Regions from separate parts of the Homo sapiens genome. Here region 2 is linked to region 1. Evidence: chromatin contacts called from ENCODE Hi-C or POLR2A ChIA-PET data. All regions are on one chromosome and are shown on one strand. Each heading gives the region's core, a stretch centred on a gene start or an enhancer-like site at or near the end of the contact. The rest is flanking DNA. Distances are from core to core; before and after follow the strand shown. Region 1 holds the start of NADSYN1 (NAD synthetase 1). Region 2 has its middle 39 kb from the start of DEFB108B.

What was found. Hi-C counts contacts between places; a loop is a spot of excess contacts on that map. ChIA-PET counts read pairs that join two places held with the same protein, here RNA polymerase II (POLR2A). Pooled maps may share reads with other maps.
Region 2: a loop to region 1 is called in a map of CD4-positive, alpha-beta T cell, with 8 times the contacts of the local background. The contact joins the enhancer-like site here to the promoter of NADSYN1 in region 1. A Hi-C loop is called at or near these places in 13 of 168 maps with a recorded cell type or tissue (B cell, CD4-positive, alpha-beta T cell, CD4-positive, alpha-beta memory T cell and 8 more), 19 of 37 single-sample maps with no recorded cell type and 26 of 50 pooled maps. POLR2A ChIA-PET finds 5 or more read pairs at or near these places in 3 of 52 experiments (T-cell, activated B cell and activated naive CD4-positive, alpha-beta T cell).

The regions. Positions count from the first base shown.
Region 1 is chr11:71,450,813-71,458,275 of GRCh38, forward strand. It overlaps NADSYN1 (NAD synthetase 1), which reads left to right and starts at 2,391. Exons shown (of 21, transcript NM_018161.5): 1 at 2,391-2,569; 2 at 4,298-4,358. The coding sequence starts at 2,485. It overlaps DHCR7-DT (DHCR7 divergent transcript), which reads left to right. Exons shown (of 2, transcript NR_186309.1): 2 at 878-1,345. RefSeq lists enhancers at 1,060-1,109, 1,230-1,309, 2,547-3,048, 3,049-3,548 and silencers at 2,120-2,489, 7,368-7,463.
Region 2 is chr11:71,790,784-71,798,246 of GRCh38, forward strand. It overlaps the pseudogene FAM86C1P and the pseudogene ALG1L9P. Among named protein-coding and RNA genes, the nearest start is that of DEFB108B, 39 kb to the right of the region's middle. Within about 2 kb of position 3,798, at least 3 of the 41 ENCODE cell types and tissues checked have a DNase peak (open chromatin) inside an H3K27ac peak, as active enhancers do.

The DNA of each region.
Region 1 (7,463 bases), core at 1,141-3,640:
TATTAATAAATTATTTATTAGCAAGCATTCTTCTGTAGGGATTTCCTCTTTGATTTATTTTTTATCAGTATGCCCTAATGGATTTAGCTGACCGAGTTATGATCCTTACTGTATTGTCCTGTATTTAGCTAACGGGAGCCCCTTCAAATTGGCTTCTTTTTTCATATGACATGTATCTACCATCCTTTGAGTACTTACTTATTTTCTGGGACAACCAGATGTTCAAGGATCCTCCCCTTCTCTGCCCAGGCCTGGCATCAGCCATTGTTGGCAGGAGATAATTTGAGCAGATCGTGTGGATTTCAGAAGCATGAAAACTACTGTGAGGATTAAATAAGTTAGCATGTATAACATTCTGGTGCTTTTGTGGAGTTTCCAAATTGTCATGAACAAGCACTACTTTATAGACAGGAAAAAAAGTGATTCAAAATGTGAAAACGGGTATATGTACATAAGGTAAAAATAAAATCCTAAGCCCCCCATTGACCAAAGGGACCTTCTCCTGACCAAGGGGACACCAGAAAAACCTCAACACTGAATTCCCAGACATGATGGGATGGGAGGTCAGATGCGCCTGGTAATAGCCCCCTGTTTCAGAGTTTGGACACCACAACTGGCCGGCATTCATGTTAAAACAGAGATCGTAAGACTGACAGAACGGACTCTGTGGCAATAAGATACCAAATTATAAACAGGACCCAAAGCCATGCTAGGCGAGGGTAAGTCAGGCAACCCACACTTAGAGAATAAACTATATTCTAAGAGCCACAAGGCTTTCTGTTTCTCTATTAGCCAAACACACACTAGCCTTGGGATAGGGAATATTAAAACAATTGCAGCTCCACTAGGTGCCAACTAACTGACTCTGTTTCACCAGCCATAGCAGCTGTGATTGGACAAGAGACTGATTTCAGTGACTTTCTCCTAATAAGAGACCACCGACCAGCTGACCATGCCGACCAGCTGACCCGTTAATAGAGAGAGATGATGCACCTGCATGCCTTTGTGTCCTGAAAAGACGTTTTGCCATAAAGGCCCTAATTGTAAGATGTGTAAATGTTAAGTCTCCACCCCAAAGTGAACATGGGTCATATATTACATGCTTTGCTCAATAAGAGGGCATGTGTCAGGACCACCTTCATGAATATTCATAGCTCCTCCTGTTACCTGTTGAATATGTATGTTTAGCCAATCCCTTCAGCATAGCGCTCCTGCCCCAACCCCTCCTCCTTGGACGTGCCTGTCTCTGGCCTTGGCTGGAGACAGATTCCCAGCCTCAGACAGATGGCCGCCACCTTGCAGGCTACGACCGTTTACAAGAAATAAAGCCTTCTCTTTTTCCAAATTTGTGAATTGTGTGTTTTTAAACTAACATGAATGACAGAAGGAAGGATGGCCTCTTCAAGCAACGATGATGAGGCAGTTATTTATATGGGGGAAAAATGGATTCTACCGTGGGTGGACTAAAGAGGAAATGTGAAAAAATAAAAAGTGAGAAACCGCTGGTAGTGAATCGGTGCAAGCGCCCTGGAGAAGAGACTTGGCAATATTTAGTAAAGTCAAACAGCACGAACCCTACTACTCTGCAAAGCTGCTGCAGGAACTGGCGGAACGAGGTCACGAAGGAAACCTTGCCGGAAAGGAAATTGCAGCAGTGCCTGTGTGCGTGCGTCTGTTGGCAAAACGCTGCTAATAACGTCAATGCCCATCCGCTATTGAATAAACCTGCTTTACTGCCACTATGGAATACCAAACTGCAGAAAAATAATTAAAAGAACGTATCTCATATTACAGGGGAAAAAATCAAGTTGCAGAAGCACATTCAAGTGCAGTTCCTGTAGTTTCAGAAAAGGCAAACAGTGCGCTACCTGAGCTACTTACACACGTGGTACAGGAGTGAAAGGGGCAGGAGAGGGTTCCCAAGAATTCAGCGCCATCCGCCCAGGGTGGCGGGATTCCCAGCACGGAGAATCGATTGCTATCGTCTGCTGTCCCGCGGGCACGATGGAGCGCTCCTACCGTACTCTCCACTTTTGGTGTATTTGGAACGTTTCATGCCGTATTAAAATAAAACATGGCTAAGCTGGATGTGGGGTGGCGGTGTGGGATAAAATAGAGGGGTGCTGCAGCTGGGCGGTGAGCCCCCTGCACCTGTGCACCTGAACGGGTTTGCCCGCAAGGGCCGGGCCGGGGCCGGGGCCTGGGACGTGGGTGGAGCCGGGGCGGGGGCGGGGCCCTTCGCGGTGCCGTGAACGCTGAGGCCACCTCGCTGCGCAGGCGCGGTCGTGAGCTCCTCAGACGGGGCGGGGCGATCCGTAGGCAGGGCCTGACGCCGCAGTCCTCCTTGGCCGGAGCCTCAACGGATGGGCGGGGAGGGGGCGGGGCCGGGCAACCCGGAAGGTCCGGCGTCCCAGCCGCCTACCTCGCTGGGACCCTGGTCTTGCTGTCCCCCGCTGGCCTCCTGCCCAAGCGACTGCGGCCAGGATGGGCCGGAAGGTGACCGTGGCCACCTGCGCACTCAACCAGTGGGCCCTGGACTTCGAGGGCAATTTGCAAAGAATTTTAAAGAGTGAGTCTGGGGCGGCGGGGGCACCGGTTTGGGGTGGCGCACGGGCACCGTGGCTGGGCCCAGGCTTGCCCGTGGCGTGCTCACAGCCTTGCCCTGGGAAACTCTCGGCCCTGGGCATGGGATCAGGTGAGATAATGGGCAATGACCCCGCCAGTGGTACGTGCTCAGGTCCTCGTCGGGAAGTGAGTGTTTATAGTTCCCGGGGACGAGCGATATACAAGGCACGGTTAAGAAAAGTCTGGCGGCTTAGGCGGGAGGCCTGGGGATGGACCCGTGTTCTGATATCTCTGGGGTCCCGTGGTTGGGACTGAGCTGCCCATTCTCGGAGATATCTAAGTTGAACAGAATGGCTGCGCACTGGCGGGGATGGTGTGCAGAGGCCAGAGATTGATGGTCTCTGGTCCCCGTGGGCCTTCCTGGTGGGAGAAGGCGTCCCAGAAAGGGAAGTAGAAAAAGACGCCTGTCATCCCAGCATTTTGGGGGGGCCGGAGGGGGTGGAAGTCACCTGAGGTCAGGAGTTCAAGACCAGCCTGGCCATCATGGTGAAACACCGTCTCTACTAAAAATACAAAAATCAGCCGGGCGTGGTGGCCTCGAAGATAGGGTGTGGTTGTTGAAAGGTCACCATCTAATTTTCGTTCATATGGACGCACCGTGGAGGATGAAAAGTTAAACTATTACACCTGCACCTAAATGGGCAAGCCTGCAGGTGTAGTCAGGTTGCAGCTTGTCTTGCACTGGTCTGCTGACTGCAAGAGCCTTTGCCAGGAACAATAGAAACAGAATGTTTCAAGAGATGGCATCTAATCAGTATGTGCCCTGGATTATTATTATGATTATTATTATTTGACATGGACTGTCACTCTGTTGCCCTGGCTGGAGTGCAGTGGTGTCATCTTGGCTCACTGCAGTCTCTGCCTCCTGGGCTCAAGCGATTCTCCTGCCTCAGCCTCCTGAGTAGCTGGGATTACAGGCGTCTGCCACCATGCATGGCCAATTTCTGTATTTTTAGTAGAGACAAGGTTTCACCATGGTGGCCATGCTGGCCTCGAACTCCTGACCTCAAGTGATCCACCTGCCTTGGCCTCCCAAAGTGCTGGGATTCCAGGCATGAGCCACCGCAGCCAGTGGTTTTTTATTTTTATTTTTTAAATATCAACCTGCTTTCACCTCATTTGCTCAGAGCAAATCTAGTTGAACTGAAGAAGGCTTGGCCAAAACTAAGTTTCCACTCTGCCAGCCTCTCCTCCCTAGGTGCTTGTTGGAAGCTGCTGCCCAAGACCAGTAAGCCGATGGTGCCTGACAGTGGCACCACTGCTGGATCGTAATCCTCTAAGTCCTTTTTCCTCTAGATGGTGTTGGGCATTTCCTTGTTAATAAACTACCAGGGTCTGACTTCTTCCTCTTCCTCCGCCTCCTCCATGGTGCTAAGGGTCAGACCTGCAAGCCCTCCCTGTTTCTCATTTCCTGCAGATATAAGCAGGTATATGCAAGTATAAGCAGGTGCAGGCGTACTCGTGTATACAGGTGTATACAGGTGTATGCTGCCCTCTGCTGCCATGCTGTCAACAGGAAGCCTGACTGCATCCCGTCTGGGAAGGCACAGAGCATTTTTGTTTGTTGTTTGTTTTTTTTTTTATCCTACCTACTGCAGCAGGTTGTTTCATCTGTCTTTGAGTGTATAGGTGCTGAAATTGCTCCATTTTCTTTTTCTCTCTGTACTTACAGGTATTGAAATTGCCAAAAACAGAGGAGCAAGATACAGGCTTGGACCAGAGCTGGAAATATGGTGAGAACAGACACAGACACCCTGGGGTCGTCAGCTAGCGATACCAGCATCAGTTTTCCCCAGCTGAGAAGGCAAGGAAGGAGCAGGGACAGTCCTGAGAGCTGTGGACACGCCACACCCACTGTTGGGCCTGGTTAATGCCATTGAACACCTGAGCAAGGGCAGGCCCAGGGAGGCTGAATAAGTCTAGATTCCCATGTTGAGTAATTAAAAGAACTGACTTTTACCAGATGAAGGCCAGTTTCAAAGTTGGGCTGCTTCTGTGTTACCACTGCCCTTTTGCTGTGGTCTGAATGTTTGCGTCCCCACAAAATTCATATGTTGAAACCTAACCCCCAGATGATGGAATTAAGAGATGAGGCCTTTGGCAGGTGATTGGGTCATGAGGGCATGAGAGTGGAGCCTGCATGAATGGGATTAGTGCTCTTACAAGAGAGGCCCAAAGGAGCTTGTTGGCCCCTTCTACCATGTGAGGACACAGAGAAGGAGACAACCAGTCCTTACCAGATACCAAATCTGCCAGCACCTTGATCGTGGGCTTCCCAGCCTCCAGAACTGTGAGCAATACATTTCTGCTGTTTATTAATTACCCAGTCCAAGGTGTTTTGTTATAGCAGGCTGAAGGACCAAGACATATTCCCAGGTTTTCATTCCGTGATCTCAGAATCTTTCCACAAGCAAGCATAGGTTATCGTTTCTTATATGCCTTTTTGTAAAAATCAGGAAAACTGATTGCTTATTTCCCTTCTTGTCCCTTCAAAAACAAAAACAAAAATGAAAACAAAACAATGAGTAGCCACGTTGTAAGTCTCTTGTAAGCGATAGTCCTTTCTCATTTTGGATGTCAGCTGCCATCTGTGCTCTGCTAGTTTCCCGTTGGTCTTTAGGCCTCTGACCCGTTGTGGGATCTGGAAGTTCCTCTTCAGTCTTTGTCCCCTGCCTTAGTGTGTGTTCTTGCTTCTGGACTTAGAGTAAGCAGGAACTGTCTTCTCTTAGGAGGTTTTGTGTGAGTCCAGAGGCATCTTTCTCTAAGTCCTTCCAAGTTTCTTTCCTTCATTAGATTGATTTCTCTCCTTAGAATACCACCTTCAAATAGGGCTGTTTCTCCCATAATATCCAAGAATGTTTACTTTGTTCTTTAATTTGTCTTCATTTGATTGATTCTTTAAGAAATTCTTCACCTAAGTGCCAAGGGATCTAGGGTTCTGGGCTGTCTGATATCACAAAGCTTCGATCCTCTCCTGGCCCCGTGGCCGGATCTTCTCCTGGGCTGGACTCAAGGCCTGATCGTCTCGTGAGCCTGACCTCTCCTGGGCTGGTCCGGGGGCCTGATCCTCATGTCCTGTCTGCTGCTTGCCCTGGAGGAGCTGCAGTGGTGACAGCCCAGTCCCCCTGGCCTGATGTTGCCCAGATGCTTAGAGTTTACGTCTTCTTTTCTTTCTTCGTCCTAGTCTCTCTCTCCTATAAATGTTACATCCACCTCTCTCTTTCCTCCAAATATGGACCTGTTTCATTTTAAAAGTGGGAGGATGTCTAACTAAAGGCCCCCGGGATGGAATATTTGCATCCAGCAGGGACAGGGGCCCAGCTGAGCAGGTCTCCAAGTAGCTTACAACCTGCTGAGCAGGCTCCTGTGAAATATTCCAACAACTTACAGAGAGGAAACCGAGGCAGGAGAGGAGGGACATCACTTCACTGAGCACACCGCCTCTTGTTCTTACTGGTTAGAGGTCCAGCACCTGATACACAGGGAGGGCCCAGTGGCCCTAGAGCAGGCTGACTCATGGACCAGAGACCCTCTCACCTAGAAAAGTCAGCAGTTTCCTTTGAGCTGGTGCTGGAAGCTTTGGAAAGGGAAGGCTACCACCCAAATGGCCCCAGGACCAGCTCCTGCTGCTGACTCACCGAAGGGGTGAGAGGCCTCTGGTCGCTGGATGCCATGCAGCGGGACGTGTGGTGTTATAACGTTATTTGGTTTCACATGTGGGCCAGGACGCCAACAGGGCATGAAAACCCATGAAACGGATCCGTTGGAGGAGAAAGGACATCTCAGAACTCCATTCCCTACTGGGACATCTCCTGGATGCCTTTTCTATCTGAGAACTGGGCTTTTCCTCTTAGCAGAGCCAAGGCAGAGAGCAATGCTTTCCCAGATACTGAAAGTCACAATTGCTGGTTTTGGGGTTTATGCAGGTGTGTGCGAGGTTTGCTGGGCATTTGAAGTGTGCCTTCCAGGCTGATGTGTAGTAGAAAGGAGAACTTCTTGAAGAGTTATAAGTGTTCTACAGATACTCTATATTTTATTATGGGAACCCCAATACTAAGAAACCCAGCCTTCGCATTTAATGACACCACAGATTATTGAATTAATTCCTGTGGCTGCCGAAACAGATAGAAACAAACTAGAGGCTTAAAGCAACAGAAATGTATTCTCTCACAGTTCAGGAAGCCGGAAGTCCAAAATCAGGATGGCAGCAGCGTCTGGCTCCCTCCGAAGGCTCTTGGGGAGGGTCCCTCGTGCCTTTCCCAGCTCCTGGTGGTTCCAGGTGCTCCTTGGCTTGTGGCCTCATTGCTCCCATCTCTGCCTCCGTCCTCATGTTGCCTCCTGTTCTCCCTGTCTCTCCTCTCCTTTCTCTTACAAGGACACTTGTCATTGGATTTAGGCCCCCCTGCAAAAGCCAGGGTGATCTCATCTTGGGATACTTAATTTAGTTACATCAGCAGACTCTTCTTCTAAAATAAGGTCACCTTCGCAGGTTTCTAAGGTGGGGTGTGGACGGACCTTTTTGGGGTTCATCATTCAGCCGACTACAAGCATCTGTAGCAAGAAACACAGGGGCAGCTTTGTGGGTGGTTTTTCTGAATGGTTATTAGTGATCTTCTTTGCCAAAGAATGGATTTCTGTGGGTCCAGCTTTGTTTCTTTGAGGTTCTTCTCTTGTAGATCAGTGTCATTTGGGCCACATTAACAGTTACAAGGAAACCCAAGGGCGGGCACTTCCTGATAGAGAGAGAGTTTTTGTAGTAACTTAAAACTCAGAGAGAGGAGCAGGGGCCGTGCTCTTCGCTTTCAGTACGGCACATCTGGCTGCGGCAGTGGGTCTTA
Region 2 (7,463 bases), core at 2,548-5,047, 340 kb after region 1:
AAGCTGAGGTGGACAGATCACCTAAGGTCAGGAGTTCAAGACGGGCCTGGCCAACATGGCAAAAACACATCTCTACTAAAAAAACAAAAATTAGCTGGGCGTGGTGGTGCACGCCTATAGTCCCAGCTACTCGGGAGGCTGAGGCAGGAGAATCGCTTGAACCCAGGAGGCAGAGGCTGCGGTGAGCCAAGATTGGGCCACTGCACTCCAGCCTGGGCAACAGAGCGAGACTCTGTGTCAGAAAAAATGAAAAACCAGCACCAGCCTGAAGAGCCTGTGTATTGCGTGGGGTACTTTGCTGCCCTTGGGCAGAATCTGCATCCCTCCCAGCCAGCAGGCACTGCAGACTGTCTCCTCCCTCTCCCTCCAGGCTCCTGTTTTCCTACCATCCCCTGTCCTGCTGCACTAGTCCCTCTGCCCTCCTTTCCAAGTGCCAGGCTGTGGCCACCTCAGAGCTTGCACCAGCTGTTGCCACTGCCTGGAACTTGCTCGTCCTGCACTTGACTTCTCTTGGCTTTAGCTGGAGTGTCACCCTGAGCGTCCCCTCCCCTCCATCCTGTCCCCAGGGACACACGCTGAAAGAGAGCAGTTGCCGAGTGGGCCTTCCCTCCTCTTCCATAGAGCCAGACAGTTGGCGACTGTCTTTACTGCAAACGCTGGTTCACACTGGCTCCCCTGGGAGGGAGGTGGTTTGGGCCCACGTGCCCTGTGTTCCTGCTCAGAATGGGCATTAGAAATGCTGCCATAGCCTGTGCCACTGCAGTGGAAGCATTTTTAGGAAACGGCTTATAGCTTAAGACAAACTTCAGATGCATGGGGCCAGAACGCTGTGTCCATCTGCATCTTTGCTGAGGGATCCGGTAGCCTGGAGTTTGCCCTCTGCCATGTTGGCTTGAGGCTCATAGGCGACTTAAGACGGGCTCTCGAGCAACCAATGTTCTGTCCCTTGCAGTAGACTGTGAAGCATCCTGTGTGTGTGAAGCACCCGCCGTCAGTCAAGTATGCCCGGTGCTTTCTCTCAGAACTCATCAAAAAGGTCAGTTATGGGCAGTGTCCGCCCAGTAGCAGGACAGCATAGCCACCTGCGTGCTGCAGACCTCATCCTTCCCAGGCCCTGGGCCTGCTTTGCAAACCCCAGTATGGCAGGGGCCTCCCCAGGCAACTGGCTGCAGCCGCGTGTGACCCATGGGAGACAGTGCAGGGCGGGAAGAAGGGAAGGCCAGCGTCTCTCCCTCACTCTGCCTCCTGGGGTTTCCGCAGCAGCTGCTTCTCTGGGGCCCCAGCTCCTAGCATATGGATTCTCATTCCTACCAGGCTGGTCCAGCCCACAGCACTGGAACCCTCACTCACACCCTCTGTCCTGCCCGCCGAAGGGTTTGGAGTTTCCTGCTCTTGTCCATCTCTGGGTTGCCCCACGGGCCCCTGTTGGAAGGTTTAGCTCTTGCCATACCTTTGGAACTACTTCCGCTGGTGAATTCTCTGCATTGATCCTGCTGGAATGAGCTCTTTCCTGACTGATACAGGATGGATTTTATTTTTTACTTATTTATTTTTTTGAGACAGAGTCTCACTGTGTTGCCCAGGCTGGATTACCATGGCACAGTCTTGGCTCCCTGAAACCTCTGCCTCCTGGGTCCCAGCAAGTCTCGTGCCTAGCCTCCTAAGAAGCTGAAACTATAGGCACATGCCACCATGCCTGGCTAATTTTTTTATTTTTAGTAGAGACAGAGTTTCACCATGTTGGCCAGGCTGGTCTCAAACTCCTGACCTCAGGTGATCCGCCTGCCTCGGCCTCCCAATATGCTGGGATTACAGGCATGAGCCACCACACCTGGCCTAGGATGGATTTTAAAGATGAGCCCGAACATGCAGGGTTTGACATAAGGATGTCGAGAGGCCATTCCTCAGTAGGCAGTAGCAGATCTTCTGTGTGAAAGGGCCACACTTTTAGCAAATAAACAATCCCCTGCTTCTCCAATACCTTCTTTCTCCCTAGTCCTCCCCAAAAGGGTGCATCTGTGGTCACCAGTAGGTCTGCCCTGTGCCACCAGGAGAGGGCAGCAGTCACCCAGTGTACCCTGCTGCTGCCCTGTGAATCTTAGGATGGGGCCAGCCGTGGAGAAGCAGCCTGCTGACAGCCACAGCCTGCAGCATGGGCCGCCCTCACAGTTCTGCCTGGGCTCACTTAAAAGCACCTTTTGTTTTCCTCCTCTCTGTCATGGTCATGTGGCAGCTCTCACAGAATCCTTGTCTCCTGCCCTAGACTACACCCAACCCTACACTTTCAACACCTCTCTTTGAAGGCCCTCCCATCCAGGTTTCCCTACCAAGTGAATTTTTTTTTTAGAGACAAGGTCTCTTGCCCAGGCTGTCCTTGAACTCCTGGGCTCAAGCAGTCCTCCCATGTCAGCCTCTAGAGTAGCTGGGACTATTCGGCACACACCACCACGCCCAACGAAGTGAATATTTTATATGGCAGCTGGCCGGTATTACACCATTCTATCCCATATCTCCCCTCCAAACTTGGTGAAAATCATCTGGCCATTTTTACAGATTAGAACGAAAGCAAACAAGCTCTCACTCTGTCTGCCCCCAGCACGAGGCTGTCCACACAGAGCCTTTGGATGAGCTGTACGAGGTGCTGGTGGAGACCCTGATGGCCAAGGAGTCCACCCAGGGCCACCGGAGCTATTTGCTGGTATGAGAAGGACACCCTCCTCCCCCTCACAGCCCAGATACCCTTCCCGCACAGACAAAGTGAAAACGTGGGTGTGGGTTCAAATCCTGACTCACCCAGTCTGCAGTCTTAGACATGAGGTTCGTCAACCTTCTTTAGCCTCAGTTTCCCTGTCTGTAAATCAAGCACTTCAACAACAACAGCATGTCTTATAGGGTTGTGAGGCATTTGTCCAATAGGTGACACACTCTACCTGCTTCACAAGGACCTGGTGCCCAGTCCTCAAAGAATAGTTGACAGGTCCGGGTGTGGTGGCTCACACCTGTAATCCCAGCACTTTGGGAGGCTGAGGCGGGTGGATCCGAGGTCAGGAGTTCAAGACCAGCCTGGCCAATATGGTGAAACCCTGTCTCTACTAAAAATACAAAAATTAGGCCGGGCGTGGTGGCTCATGCCTGTAATCCCAGCACTTTGGGAGGCTGAGGCGGGTGGATCACCTGAGATCAGGAGTTTGAGACCAGCCTGGCCAACATGGTGAAACTCTGCCTTTACTAAAAATACAAAAATTAGCTTGGTGTGGTAGTGGGCGCCTGTAATCCCAGCTACTCAGGAGGATGAGGCAGGAGAATCTCTTGAACCCAGGAGGTGGAGGTTGTAGTGAGCCAAGATCGCGCTATTGCACTCCCACCTGGGCAACGAGAGTGAAACTGTCAAAAAGAAGTAGAAAAATTAGCCAGACATGGTGACACATGCCTGTAGTCGCACCTACTTGGGCAGCTGAGGCAGGAGAATTGCTTGAACCCAGGAGGCAGAGGTTGCAGTGAGCCAAGATTGTGCCACTGACTCCAGCCTGGGGAACAGAGCTCAAAAAAAATAAGATAAAACATAGATACAGAAAACCACAAAGGAAAAACATAGCATATTGAATCATCACAAGGCAGCCACCCCTTCATAGCCACACCCGGCCCCTGGCCACAACTGACCTGTGCTCCATCGCCAGAATTCCATTGTCTCAGGAATGTTCAATGAATGGAATCCTGTGTGGCCTGAGATGAGTGTCTTTCATGCCACGTGACACCCTTGAGGCCTGTGCAAGCTGTTGGCATGTCAACAGTTAGCTGCTTCTCATTGCTGAGTGGCGATTTGTCCTGTCATGGTTTATTCAGCCATGTGGTGGATGGCTGCTTGTCTTCTAAGCCACTTGCCTTCTGATCGCTGGACTGACTCTCTCGCCTTCTCTTGGTGCTGCCCTCGGGAGGCTCAGTCACACTCTCCAAGAGCACAGCCATCATCTCCCACGGCATCACAGTCCTGGTCACATGGGATGCCGCCCTCTACCTTGCAGAATGGGCCATCGAGAACCCAGCAGCCTTCACTGATAGGTGACCTCAGGGCACAGGGCAGGGCACCGAGGCAGGCTTACCCTGGTGCAGTCGCAGACATGACCCCCTTTCCTCCCACCAGGACTGTCCTAGAGCTTGGCAGTGGTGCTGGCCTCACAGGCCTGGCCATCTGCAAGATGTGCCACCCCCGGGCATACATCTTCAGGGACTGTCACAGCTGGGTCCTCTAGCAGCTCTGAGGGAATGTCCTTCTCAATGGCCTCTCATTAGGTGCAGATATCACTGCCAACTTAGACAGCCCCAGGGTGACAGTGGCCCAGCTGGACTGGGACGTCGCGACGGTCTGTCAGCTCTCTGCCATCCAGCCAGATGTTGTCATTGCAGCAGGTAATGCCCAGCCCCGGGCATCCTGTGCAGGCGGTGTCCTTGCAGCTCTAACCAGCTCTTGGCTCTGGGAAAAGGGAACAATGGATGCTGTTGGGCATGGACATGATGGGGCTTCCAGAAGAGTTACTCTGGGCCTCCAGGGTGACATCAAAGGACAGGGGTGCCTCTTAAGCTGACCTTCAAGCCACAGCCCTCTTGTTGGAGACAGGCATACTCCCGTTACAGTCGTCACCACATGGCTCTGTCCCAGAGCCATGCCTGTGTGTTTCAGAGACCACAGGAGGAAAACAACCACTTCTGGGATAAGGACAGGGCCCTTGAGAGAAGGTGGTGTTTGGCTGGGCCACGGAAAACCCCTCACCCCTGCCAGCACGCTCAGTCTCCTCTCTGGTCGAACAGAGCTCTGCCTGTGGTCCTGGGTCCCAGCCCTGAAAATCACAGGTCCAGCAGTGGCCAGGGACACAGGCCCACCCCTGCAAGCCAGCAGACAAATCCGCAGACACCTGAAACACGAAGTTCATCGCAGGGTCAGGCTTTGTGTCATTCACAGCCCTCTAGATAGGCCGAGAACCAGAGCACGTTTTTTAAGGAACACCAGTGAGTCTGGAGATTTTTTTCTTTTGCTTCAGTCTTTTGCAGCTTTCTCTATTAAGGGTTCTCCTTTTTCACCCAAGTAATTGCCTTTCCATCTAATGGCCCAAATGATCAAATGGCATCTACTAGTCTCATATGACCGCTGCCTCTCTGGCCTCGCCCTTCTGCTGAGGTCAGCATGACCTGGAACTGTCCGCTGGTCCCTTTCAGTAACCTGAAGCTTTCACCGTAGACGTGCTGTATTGCCCAGAAGCCATCGTGTCGCTGGTCGGGGTCCTGCGGAGGCTGGCTGCCTGCCGGGAGCACCAGCGGGCTCCTCAATTCTACATGGCCCTTACCGTCTGCAACCCAGAGATGTGCCAGCTGTTCACCACCGAGCTATGTGAGCCCCCACGCCCACCCGGGCCTGCATGGTCCCCAAGCTGTCCCTACAGGACTCCAGTGGAAGTGAAAGAACTGGGGGCCGGGGAAAAGCTAGGATGCCCCACACTCCCACACCATGCGGGGAACTAGGGCAGAGGCCGGTGAGAAGGGTGGGCTCGGGTCGTGGGGGGATTGTGGCAGGAGGAGGGCAGCTCAGCACAGGGAGGGAGGATCTGAGCCCAGCAGCCCTACTGTGTGCTTCAGAGCAGGGTTCCCTAAGCCCTTGGGCCTCGGTTTCCTCATCTATAAAATAGAGGTGGCAGGAGGGGCAGTCGGGGTCAGGTTTGGACACAGCTGTGGCCTGCAGGACGCTGGAGCACAGGCTGTACAGGCGGATCCACCACGCCACTGTCCTGAGCACCCAGTCAATGGAAGATGAGCAGGGTGACTATAGAGAAGGGGAACTGGCCCCGTAGTGGGCCAGCCACTGTCCTCAGACCTGACATTTGTCAGCCCCCGCACCTGTGAGAGTGTGATATCATTGTCCCATCTCACCGACAAAGACACTAGGACACACAGAGGACAAGCAACCCCCGAGCTCCCACAGACTGCTGCCCGGCCACCTGGCTCTTGTGCCTCCACTCTACACCCAAGCCCCCCATTGCCACCAGCCTTTGCCCCAGCTCCCCCTGAGCACAGCCCCTCCTGGCAGCCATGTGCACAGATGTACCCGCAGCAGCCTCTGCCTGCACACAGAGACACGGACAAGCCAGTGCCTGTCCACGTGGGGCAGCCCGTTAACTACAGAGCCAACAAACAAGCCAGGACACGAAGACATACTGGGTTCCACGACAGAGTCCTGCACAACCTCACACAGGAGGCTGGCCGGGCGCGGGGCTCAGGCCTGTCATCCCAGCACTTTAGGTGGCTAAGGTAGGAGGACTACTTGACCCCAGGTGTTCAAGACCAACCTGGGCCACATAGTGGGACCCCATCTTCACAAAACTTACAGAAACTAGCCAGATGTGGTTGCACACGCCCGTAGTCCCAGCTACTTGGGAAGCTGAGGTGGGAGGATGGCTTGAGCCCACGAGGTGGAGGCTGCAGTGAGCCCTGATCTCACCACTGCACTCCAGCGTGGGCAACAGAGCAAGACCCTGTCTCAAAAAAGCAAAAAAGCAAAAAAAAAAAAAAAAAAAAAAAAAAAGGAAGTCTTTCTTCAGATACTTACGTGAAAAAAAACCTGCCATATCTTTTAAGTGAAAAAAACAGTGCCAAGCAGCACACATAGTATAAGCCCCCACCAACCTTTTTTTTTTTTTTTGAGACAGAGTCTGGCCTTGTATTGCCCAGGCTGGAGTGCAGTGGTGCCATCTCGGCCCACTGCAACCTCCCACCTCCCAGGTTCAAGCTATCCTCTCATCTCAGCCTCCTGAGTAGCTGGGACTACAGGTGCGTGCTACCACGCCTGGCTAATTTTTGTATTGTTTCTAGAGTTGAGGTTTCGCCATGTTGGCCAGGCTGATCTTGAACTCCTGACCTCAAGTGATCTGCTGCCTCAGCATCCCAAAGTGTTAGGAATACGGGCGTGAGCTACTGCACCCAGCCCCATTTTTGTTTAAAAACTAATAATAATCACCCACACGTGGTTATGAGTACCTATATTCCAACTACTCAGGAGGCTGAGGTGGGAGGATGGCTTAAGCCCAGGAGTTTGTGGCCACCTTGAGCAACATAGCAAGACTTCATCTCAAAAAAAAATTATCACAATAATCATTTTCACATAAGTATACCTATAGGAGAAAACCTAGAACATATATATAGCAGGCTTGTCCAACCTGTGGCCCTACACAAATCTGTAAACTTTCTTAAAACAATATGAGATTTTTTTGTGATTTTTTTCTTTTAGCTCATCAGCTATTGCTAGCATTAGTGTATTTTATGTGTGGCCCAAGGCGATTCTTCTTCTTCCAATGTGGCGCATGTAGGCCAAAAGATTGGACATCGTTGATATACACGTTAACAGGTGCCATCCTTGGATGGCAGGATTATAGAGATTGCTACATGTTCATGTCTATACTACTTCATTTTTATAAATA